Linked DNA regions of Homo sapiens: region 2 is linked to region 1. Evidence: chromatin loops called from intact Hi-C (ENCODE). Cell type or tissue: Caco-2. All regions are shown on one strand. Links, peaks and the distances in the headings refer to the core of each region. The heading gives the core; the rest is flanking DNA.

Region 1 (5,379 bases), core at 238-5,237:
AAGAAGAAAGTCAATTCCAATTATGCATTCTGGAACTGGGGAAATAACCTCTTGGTAGATTGGAGGATGCACTGGGCTCACTGTAAGATGGACCCTAGTGAAAAGCTATATTTACCACCTGACTCTAAGCCCCTAGTCTGACTGGTGAACCACAGTGGCCTTTTAGATCTCCAGGAATTAGTGTCAGTTTTGAGCAAGTGTCCAGTAATCTCTGAAGAGCCTAATTATTTCTTCCCTAATGTGCTGTCATCCTGCTAAACCGTTGCAGGTCCCTTTGGGGACAGCTAGAAGTAAGGTTTACAGTATAAATGTTTGGCTGCGTAGCAGGACCCTTACGCAAAAGGACTGAGCCTCCCTTTTGTTCAAGAGGCTCTGGGACTGTGAACCAATTCAAGCCTGGGAATTTATTGGGAATTGGGACCCATTATTGTGATGACTGAAGTCAGCATTTTGTTCATCAGACCTGGAGCATTTCCATTCATACAAGTCCAATAAGGCTTTAGTTGGCTGCTCATCTATTCAGTTCCTGAGTCACCATGATTACTAGCCAGTGTCACAAATCTCTGAGATTTAGACGAATCTGATTACTGCTTCTGCTCTCACTGACCTTGGCATTAACTGTTAAGTGCCACTACAGAGGACACAGTTCAATGGCAGAAGTTTCCCTTGTGACATTGGCCTACAGAGGACAACCACTATGTAGCTCCTCAAGGATGTGGGTTCGCTCAAAAGATGCCTCTCACAGGCTTGGTGAGGAGGGTCTCCTCTGGACTCACTCCCAATAGGAATGCATATATATGTTCATTAAAAGGTATAAGGAAGTTCGTAGCAGCAATTTTATAATCATCTTAAACTGGAAACTGCCCAAAAGTCCATCTGAGGAAGAATAGATAAATAGATGAAAGTATACGCATATAATGGAATATCATGCATCAGAAAGAACGTGGATACAAAAACATAAACTGCATAATCACGATGTGGAATGAAAGAAGACCCAAAGAGTGCATGCTGTTTAATTCTATTTATACCATTTTTAGAAACAGGAAGAACTAATACATGGTGTTAGAACTTGAGATAGTGATTATCTTGCTGGGAATAATGACTAAGTGGTAGCACAAGGGATCTCTGGGATGTGGGTGATGTTCTTTTTCTTGATTTGGGTGCTGATTACACAGGTGTGTTCACTTTTTGAAATTCACGGAGCTATACATGGATGTGTTGTGCACTTTTATGTGTGTATTTATACCTTGATGGAGTAACCAAACAACAAAACCAATACCTGGAGTACCAGGAGATCTAGCTTTACCTAAAACTTAGAAGCTTTCAAAAATATTTCACATTCAACTCTTGCAGAAGTGCCAGCATTTATGATTTGTGGGATTTGAGTAAATGCAAGTATCTATCCATTATGGTTAGCATTGCTGAAAGTGGCTTTGTTTATAGATTGTTAAGCAAAACCACATGGGCCACAGGAAGGAATGCCTCCAATCAGCTGTGGGGTTTCGTGAAGTGTGTGCATGAAGCAGAAGTTTTCAGAGAAAATGGTGAAACGTCCTTGAAAGTGCCTCAGCTGGGAGAGGATCAGAAAAAAATATCTATCGGGTACTATGCTTATTACCTGGGTGACAAAATAATCTGTACACCAAATGTCTGTGACATGTGGTTTACCTATATAACAAATGTGCACATGTACCCCTGAACCTAAAATAAAAGTTTTTTAAAAAATGCATCAGCTAGTTTGGGTACACTCTATATTCTTTCTGTTCCAGGTTTTATCATTTTGAAAGAAGTACAAAATCTCTACGTATGGAACCTGCATTAAATAAATGAGCATCAACATCTCCAGGAGGCACCCCAGGTGTAGACTCCACCTCTCTTACCTCTTCCAGATATTCGAACACCATTATTGATAGCATTCTTGTTTTGATAAGGTTTCTCCTGGCCCACAATCATTCCAGTGAATGGTGCGTACACAGTAGATCCAGCAGAGCACAAGATGTCCACACCCTGGTGAGGCCTCTGACTTCTAGGATGTAAATAAGAACGAACAGACTGAGGAACTGCCTTAGGGGAGCTTTACTGCCTGGGAACATGGTGTTAGCCCACTGTTTGCAGACGAGGTACCAAAGCTTGAAGCTGCCAGAACATGTTGGGATGTCCCAGGATGCCTCACTCTGTTTAGCCCAATTTTAACCTCCCTCCCCGCAGGTGCTAATAACCATATCATAAAGATGAAAGCATTTAAAATGGTACTTGGTACATAATAAGCCTTAAGCAAATATTAGCTACTATTATTTTATGGCATGTTGGGGGAATGAGGCAGTCCATGTAAGTGCATTTTCTAGATACCTAGATCTTGACATCTTCAAGCCCACTTTGAAAACAGCTGTCTTTTTATGGGAACCTATCATAAAAGTATCACATGTTACCCTAGTCTTATTTTTCTTGCAGTGATCTAGAAAAGTGATTGTAAACGTCACTTACTGTATATGGTATTTTAATACAATGAGTGATACCTCCTGGGTTTATTAAAGTGCATGGAGCCCAAATCAAACTATTCTAGATTGTGACGTGCCTTGAGTTCGTCTTAGCAACCCCTCAGCTCTTGCTTCCCGCTGCTGTCACTATGCCTGCTCTCACCAGCCTCCCCTACCTTCTAATAGGCTGTCACCTGAACGATCAGGTTCACCAGGATTGCTGCAATTATGTACAAAGCAACACTGAGCAAGCTCAAGAGCCAAGAATTTACTGTATCAATCAAGTGCATAAACTTTGCAGTATAAGCTGAGTCTGAATTTTGGCAATTCAAGGGACGTTTCCCATATTTCCCTTCTCTTAGTCCTGTTTCAGTATTTGAGGTTGCTTTGTAAGTAGTATCTGTATATGTGAGAGTTCCCCTCTAGTTAGGATGGAGATCAGTGATATGACTGGACACATGGCTATTTCATTAGAAAGTGGCACCCCAAGGTGATGTTGGGTATAACTGAAAATTCACAAGTGTGACCCTCATTTTCTGGAAGAGATAGTGGTGCTTTCTCTCCTGCTTAGGGCCAGCCTCTAATATTCAACATCCAGAGCCTGAGCCAGTAACCGCGTGGTTTGGTGGGAAGAGGAACCAAAAGCCTGAATTCAGGTCCAGGCTTCACCATCTCCAACTGTGCTTGGCAGGTCCCTTAACCCTTTGGTACCTCAGTTAAAGTTTCTCTTCTATAAAATGGGATAGTTGTGTTTAATAACCCTTTGGAAAAAAACAGTTGAGATAAGTGAATGTGTGAAGACATTCAGAAGGAAAACATTGTGTTTGCTCCCTGATCTTTTCCTTCTTCCACATTCTGATCCCAATTTATAGCTCATACTTGAAGCAGAGTTCTTGGAAGCTGCTCCAAAGACAGTGATGTAACTGGTTACATCTCTGGTTTTTCATGCTGTCAGAACTGTGAGCCCTTGAGGCAACCAACGTTGGGCAAGGACACTAAGAAAAGAGGTTAGGGACCAAAGGGTTGGGTGGGTGGTTGTGCAACTTCATACCTTTGAGCAGAGTACTGTCCACAGCCATGGCGGTCACACGTCCGGATCTCATTGGAAGACTTGCCAGCACATATATTAGCCCATGGCCCTGCCAGTGCTAAAAAGGAGAAAAGTGAGAGCAGAGCTCCTGGCCTCAGACATTTCCTATCCCCATTTGCCTTATCAGTCACACAGTTGATCCTGACAATTCTGTTTTCACTGTAGTTTTCCCTGGACTTTATGTATTTATGGGAAGATCGTCCTTCCAGAATTTTATTTCCTGATTCAGATGTAAAATTGGCTTTTTCCCTGGCCACAGAATTCTGCTTTGTGACGTTAGAGTATCAGTGAATACAATTTTTTTTTTTTTTGGATCGGAGTCTCACTCTGTTGCCAAGCTGGAGCACAGTGGCGTGATCTCAGCTGACTTCAACCTCCATCTCCTGGGTTCAAGTGATTCTCCTTCCCCAGCCGCCTGAGTAGCTGGGACTACAGGTGCGCACCACCACACCCAGCTAATTTTTGTATTTTTAGTAGAGACGGAGTTTCACCATGTTGGTCAGGACGGTCTTGATCTCTTGACCTCGTGATCTGCCTGCCTCAGCCTCCCAAAGTGCAGGGATTACAGGCGTGAGCCACTGCGCCCAGCTGAATGTGTTTCTTTATAAGCATTGGCCTCCATCATTATACTTTGCTTCAGATCCATTAGTAAATGGTATAAGTTGTGCTTTTCTATTTTTCTTTGCTCATTATCTGCCATGGGGATCATTATTTTTAGATTAAGCAAAAATAATAAAATAGCATGGCTCAGAAAATAATTTTAGAAATTGTAATTTTGAAATGGTTAGTTCCACTAATCAAATCCAAGCAAATGTTTGAATTAAAGGAGAAACGAACTCTGTACTAGCCAAGTTTGTTTAACACTAGATAAATCTCTCATAGTTGCCAACATGGAAGAGGGAGATTCTTAAAAATAATCTGAAATGTCAAACCAATTTAGCCTAGACTGAGATTAGGGGTGAAGGTAGGAGAAGGAGTAGAACCAATTATATGAAAAATTATGAAACGTGGAGGAGGGGCTGCTTTCTCAGCAGACTTGGTGCAAACTTTGTTTCAGGCACAATTTGTTTCTTTACTATAGTAAGCACTTAATAAATGTTCAATGGAATTAAATGTCCTGGATTTCCAGTGTTAACATTCACAGAGAGATACAGTGAGCACACTCAACCTTGCACTTTGAAACAAACAAGCAAAAGCGAGAGCCTGGTAATTTGACTATTGATTTTATTTAAAGACATTTTACTCTTCATTAATACCTATCCTGTGAAGAGAACCTACAGAATATGGCCATTAAGCCTCTTCTTTAAAATACTTTTAAAAGGTGGGTTTCAAAAGTTTTATGCCTTGGAGCCAAGCTCCAAATCAACACCTTGATCAAGATATAATCCCATCACTTTGGCAACTAATATTTATCCTTGGGAATTGAGGCAAATATCAGACAGTGTAGTAATTTATTCACTTTTTCCTCCTTCGGTGAGTATTAAGGGAGCCATCCCTTTGTCTTAATCCATACCAGTCTCTGTATTAGTATCTGTATCAGAATTTGATTTTGATCAAAATCAGAATCAAATATTTATATCAACTTTTTATTATCTAGTTTTGTTCTAGTTAAGTCCCAGACCCAGACTCAGACTGAAAGGCTTTGTAATGTCTTCTCAACCCACTATTATGTTTCCCTCATTAAAGAACCGGAACATTCCATTTAAATTACTTAAAACATCCTCAGGACCATGTGTCATTCCTATTTCATTTTTAATAGCCAAATACACAAGTCTTTGTTGTGATCATGCTATTAATGACTTTTTAATCTTT
Region 2 (5,379 bases), core at 268-5,267, 100 kb after region 1:
CATTTCAGACACCCTATACATCTATACATTTAAAGTGTTCTCCTTCTATCTGTGCAGGGATGGGAAAGGGCATATTTCTGAAAGCACAGATGGGAAGACGGGATTTGTTCCGTGTCCAGGTGATTATGGTACCTCTATGCGCCTGGCCGGCACTGGGGACAGAGGCCATGAAAATGAATACAGCACAGCCTTTGCCTCCAAGAAACTTAAGACCTAGTAGAAATGGCAGGCTTTAAAACAGGTTGTTGGGATCTGATTTGGTGAGTGCAATGACAGAGATACTCACAGCACAAAATGGGGAATGAGGGCGGGCATTGGGACACACATAGCCTTAAGGGGCCCAAAGGCTTTTAGAACTGTATTCCCTATTAAAACATGATTTGCACAGAGCACATTCTTTGCTTTGGAGACCTCAGAACTCCTTACTATAGGCCGGGCATGGTTATAATCCCAGCACTTTGGGAAGCCAAGGCGGGCAGATCACTTGAGGCTGAGAGTTCAAGACCAGCCTGGCCAACATGGTAAAACCCCGTCTCTACTAAAAATACAAAAATTAGCTGGGTGTGGTGGTGGCCACCTGTAATCCCAGCTACTCAGGAGGCTGAGGTAGGAGAATCACTTGAACCTGGGAGGCAGAAGTTGCAATAAGCCCAGATCATGCCACTGCACTCCAGCCTGGGCAACAAAGCTAGACTCTCTCAAAAGAAAAAAACAAAACAAAACAAAACAAAACAAAAAAAACTCCTTATTATAAACTGTAAGAAAAAAAAGGCCCCTACTTCGTCCCTTTTGCAAATCTGCCTTTTCCTACTCACTAACCAGCTGGTTCAGAGCAAGGACACTCTGTTTGGTGCCATCGCTGCAGACTGGAAGGAAGAGGTCCTTGCCCCACACCCAACAGTCTCCTGCTGTTACCGGCAGGTTGGCAGGCAGGCAGGCGAGAAGCAGCCAGGGCTGGTGGTGTGTCCAGTTTGAAGACTAGTTTCCAGCCCTGGCCCTGCTCACCCTCCAAGTGGCCCTGGCAGGTTCCTCTACCACATCGTGGACTTCACCTTCCTTCTCTAAGAAGCTCAATCCCCAAGGCCTCATTCCCATAGGCCTTCTCACCCTTTTTCTTTCCCTCTGGCTGAATGTGGCCAGCACGGGCTTCCAAGGCCATCAACTCGTCTGCAGCAGCCCCATGCCTTGCAGGGCCTCAGAGCTTCCTCCTGCCTATGACAGTGTGGTTTTGGTTCCCACACTTGGGATCAGATTGAAACTCGCCTCCGTGGTGAGAATATGGGACATAGAGCCTCGGTGACCTTGGTGAGCAGCAGTCCAGGCCACCTGCTCAGCCTGGGGTTGGGGGGGGCTCCTCCTCCTTGACTGGTCCTTGCATTTGCCTCCATCCAGCCTGTCTGGGCTCTCCGAGGCAATGGAGACCAGCAGGAGTCACGATGGGTCAGGAGCCCCCTTTGGGCCTCAGCCCTGCCCTGCCCCCTAAAGTAGCACTTGGATAAGCAAATAAATTATTATACTTACTATTTATGGGTGTGGTGAATGGGATGGCAAAGGCCAAGTCTTACTGATCACCAAACCTTAAGATATATCCTGGCAGCTAGTAGACCCTTGGGCTAAATGAACAGAAAACTGGACAAATAAAGTGTACACAAATAACTCAAAGCTGTCATTTGTACACTTTTCGTCTTTTCCTACTACAGTTTACATTTTTATAAAGGTGAGTAGATTTCTAAAATCCCGTGGTAGGCTCTCTTGAGTTTTTCTTGTATCCCTGAAGTTCAGCTACAAATAAGCTAATCACTAACATTTGTTGAGCATTTACTCTGTTGTCAGGCCCCGTGCCGAGTGCTTTAGGTTCAGAATTTCATGTCATCCCCACAGCAGCCCTAGGAGATGAATGCAATTCTTATGTCCACTTGACTGATAAGGAAGTTGAGGTTCAAAGAGGCTAAATGACTCTCCCAGGGTCCCACAGCTGGAAAGTGGCCACAGGGCCCCAGCTGGTTTTCTAGGGCAGCAGGCAGAAGGCGAGGAGGATCTGGGCCCTGTGGTGCCCCAGCCTCATCTGAGGGTCCTCATCTGAGAGAACAGGATCCTCACAGCATGGGCAGGCTGCAAGTGGTCCCTGAGGTTATCGTGGAGTGGACCCTGACTTGACCTGAGTCTGTTTGGACCCCAGACCTGCTGAACAACCACATCTTGAAGTCAGCTATGTGTGCTGAAGCCATCGTTGCGGGGCTGTCTGTAGAGACCCTGGAGGGCACGACACTGGAGGTGGGCTGCAGCGGGGACATGCTCACTATCAACGGGAAGGCGATCATCTCCAATAAAGACATCCTAGCCACCAACGGGGTGATCCACTACATTGATGAGCTACTCATCCCAGACTCAGGTAGGCCAGGCCTCCGGGGGCCTTGGCCCTGCCTGGCCCACCATCTCTTCTGCCATCCTTTGTGGCGGGGGAGGGGAAATTCAGAGATCTTTGGGCGACTTCCCTGCCTGGACCCAGCTCACAGCTTCTCGGCCACTGCAAATGTGTGGGTTGTGACCAGACTGATGTGTCTTGAGCTTCAGGCTTGCAAGTGCAGTGGAGAGGCAGTGGGGAGCTATTGAAGGGGTCTGGGGACAGACTCAATCACAGAGGCCTTTCAGAAGATCTGCCTGCTGTGCATGGGCAAAGAGGGCCACTTGCTGACCTCAGAGCATGTGCTTTCTCAGTAGTGCCCAAGCTGTCCCATGGTCACTGACCCAGTTAGAATGACTGAATGGACTTTGGCTTGTGTCTCATTAGGAATCCTAGCCCCATTCTAGTCTTCCAGTGAGATCTGTCCATGAGTGAAGGAATCTCACAGGAAAAAACAAAATGCTTCTATGGGTGTGGTTGCTGGCCTTATCTACACCACAGAAGCCATCACACAGACTGTCTTTCTTCCCATTGTTAGAATGTGCCCTGACCAAGCAGCCCACAGGGCCTGGGACAGAGGCTGATCTCTGCCTAACTGAGCTCACCTCTCCTCCCTCTCCTCCTGACTGGTTAGATTTTCTAGGTGACTGTTCCCCTGATGACACAAGCCCGCTGGGCCCCAGCAGTGTTTAGAGGGGTTGTTGACTCACGAGATGACATTCCTGCTGATGTGTGTCATGCCCTGGGGTGGATGAATGATAAATGAAAACAGCGCTTTTAACTTTTGAACCCACTTTCTCCTTCCTTGTAGCCAAGACACTATTTGAATTGGCTGCAGAGTCTGATGTGTCCACAGCCATTGACCTTTTCAGACAAGCCGGCCTCGGCAATCATCTCTCTGGAAGTGAGCGGTTGACCCTCCTGGCTCCCCTGAATTCTGTATTCAAAGGTAACATGGGGAAGGCATCCCTGTTAGATTGTCCCTGGAGGCAGCTTCCCCACCCCTGTCACCTCCACAACACTCTCCGATTTACAGCACCCCATGGGACATTAGAACTTCCACTCAGCTCAACCAAAAGCAGATGTGACTTCAGCAGAAACTTCAGAGGCTCTGTTGTTTCATTAGGCAGTGCAGAGAATGCCTTTGGGGAGCCGTTCCTCAGAACTCAAGACTTGACATCTGGGAGGCAGCCGTTCCTCAGAACTCAAGACTTGACATCTGGGAGAGCAGAGCATTCCCTTGCCTTTCTATTTGCAGGGTCACTTGCCAATGTATAGTCAAGAGGTCAGAGTGAGGGTACAGCTGAGCTGCAGCCCCAGGAAGGCAGAGAAGGGGGCCAAGTTGTGTGCGTGCCTGCCCTTCCCTCTTAGGGCAAAACTCCAAACACCCTTGATTATCTGGATCTTCTTTAATTCTCCATAGAAGATACCAGATGTTAAGGAATATTGGCAGCTTCACTTGGTTTCTCAATCCCTGTTTCCAAACTCAAGGAGGGATGGGCTTTTTCACTGTATTTATCTCTCATCACTCTCTTCATTGCAGGAGCACATCTCTCTGGACCTAACCATCACCCTTTCTTGTAGATGGAACCCCTCCAATTGATGCCCATACAAGGAATTTGCTTCGGAACCACATAATTAAAGACCAGCTGGCCTCTAAGTATCTGTACCATGGACAGACCCTGGAAACTCTGGGCGGCAAAAAACTGAGAGTTTTTGTTTATCGTAATGTAAGTTCTGGGTCCTAAATCATGCTCCTGGGAAGCTCCTTACTGTGGGACTTGTATTAGTGTAAAAAAAAATGTCCTCAATAAGCAGGAGTTTGCATGAGAACTGGTTGCTGACAAGGAAGGAAATAATTTCTGGAAAATATAGATAACAAAATGAGATCCTGCAGAAGGATTGGAATCTCTTTTTCTGGAGGCCTTTGAGAATAAACCACACAATTATCCAACCTGTATTGTGAAGGAATAAGTCCTTCTTGAATTCAGGAATTAACACCTGGGAGGAGGGATGGAGTTCAGACTCTTTCTGAGCTTATGAGAAGAGAAGCCCCCTAAACTAAAATACAGCCCTCCTTGGTCCAAAAGGTGCCTTCTCTCTTCTGCTGTATCTTCTTTGTTTTCAAACCCAACAGTTACCCTGGAAATCAAAAAGGAAGTACAACTCAACATAGCTCTTGCCTGGGACCAACCAGCACCATTTGGCTAAAGATGGTTATCATCTGTTAAACAAAGAAATAAATAAATGGGTTCAACGTATTTATTTCAACATTGTCAATGGACCTCATGTGTAACTGATATTCTCATTATGGGACCTCTGTGTGACTTTATTGGGGCCTCTCTAACCGTTCTTTCCTTAAGGAAGACCATTTATTGTTTTATTTCCTGGAGAAAATACATCATTTTATCCCAGCCTTAATAACCCATCCCAGTGTATACTCCTTCATCTTCATGGATAATGACCCTGCTACATGCTCTGAACAAATCAGGAGGCCCCTCGTGGAAGTATAACCAGTCCTTTCTTTCTCTGTCCCTCTTCTGTGCAGAGCCTCTGCATTGAGAACAGCTGCATCGCGGCCCACGACAAGAGGGGGAGGTACGGGACCCTGTTCACGATGGACCGGGTGCTGACCCCCCCAATGGGGACTGTCATGGATGTCCTGAAGGGAGACAATCGCTTTAGGTAATTAGTTCCATCCCCGGGTGGAGCTTCTGCCCAGTGGTCATGCTGGAGTGGGATGTGGGGCCCCAGCTATTTGTCAAGCTTTCTTCTACCTTGGGGATTCAATTAACACTAGCAGTGCACTGCTGCGACCTTCCAGACTTGGGATGGGGAAAAGGCAAGGGTCGCCTTGAAAGCTTACATTGGGAAGAAGGGTTACTTCTAAGAGTGTAATCTTCACATGCATGGGAAGCAGGGAGGGGGGACTACATTTTTATGACTGAAGTGCAAGGAAAACATCACCCTCTCAT

Evidence for each region. Hi-C counts contacts between places; a loop is a spot of excess contacts. Peaks named below come from ENCODE experiments on the same cell type or tissue, not always from the same donor. Only the 100,000 strongest peaks of a DNase experiment are listed, where the experiment ranks them.
Region 2: it touches region 1 in a loop (4-fold over the local background); 75 of 110 quality-filtered maps call a loop at or near these places.

What each region holds. Positions count from the first base shown.
Region 1 is chr5:135,949,343-135,954,721 of GRCh38, forward strand. LECT2 (leukocyte cell derived chemotaxin 2) reads right to left here. Exons shown (of 4, transcript NM_002302.3): 2 at 3,529-3,625; 3 at 1,881-2,026. Among named protein-coding and RNA genes, the nearest start is that of LECT2, 3.0 kb to the right of the region's middle. In Caco-2, for the core only: no CTCF peak of the experiment used is centred there; DNase peaks (open chromatin) are centred at 2,119 and 2,639.
Region 2 is chr5:136,050,728-136,056,106 of GRCh38, forward strand. TGFBI (transforming growth factor beta induced) reads left to right here. Exons shown (of 17, transcript NM_000358.3): 8 at 2,180-2,392; 9 at 3,216-3,353; 10 at 3,989-4,134; 11 at 4,953-5,089. Among named protein-coding and RNA genes, the nearest start is that of TGFBI, 24 kb to the left of the region's middle. RefSeq lists an enhancer at 2,505-3,704. In Caco-2, for the core only: no CTCF peak of the experiment used is centred there; DNase peaks (open chromatin) are centred at 2,515 and 3,064.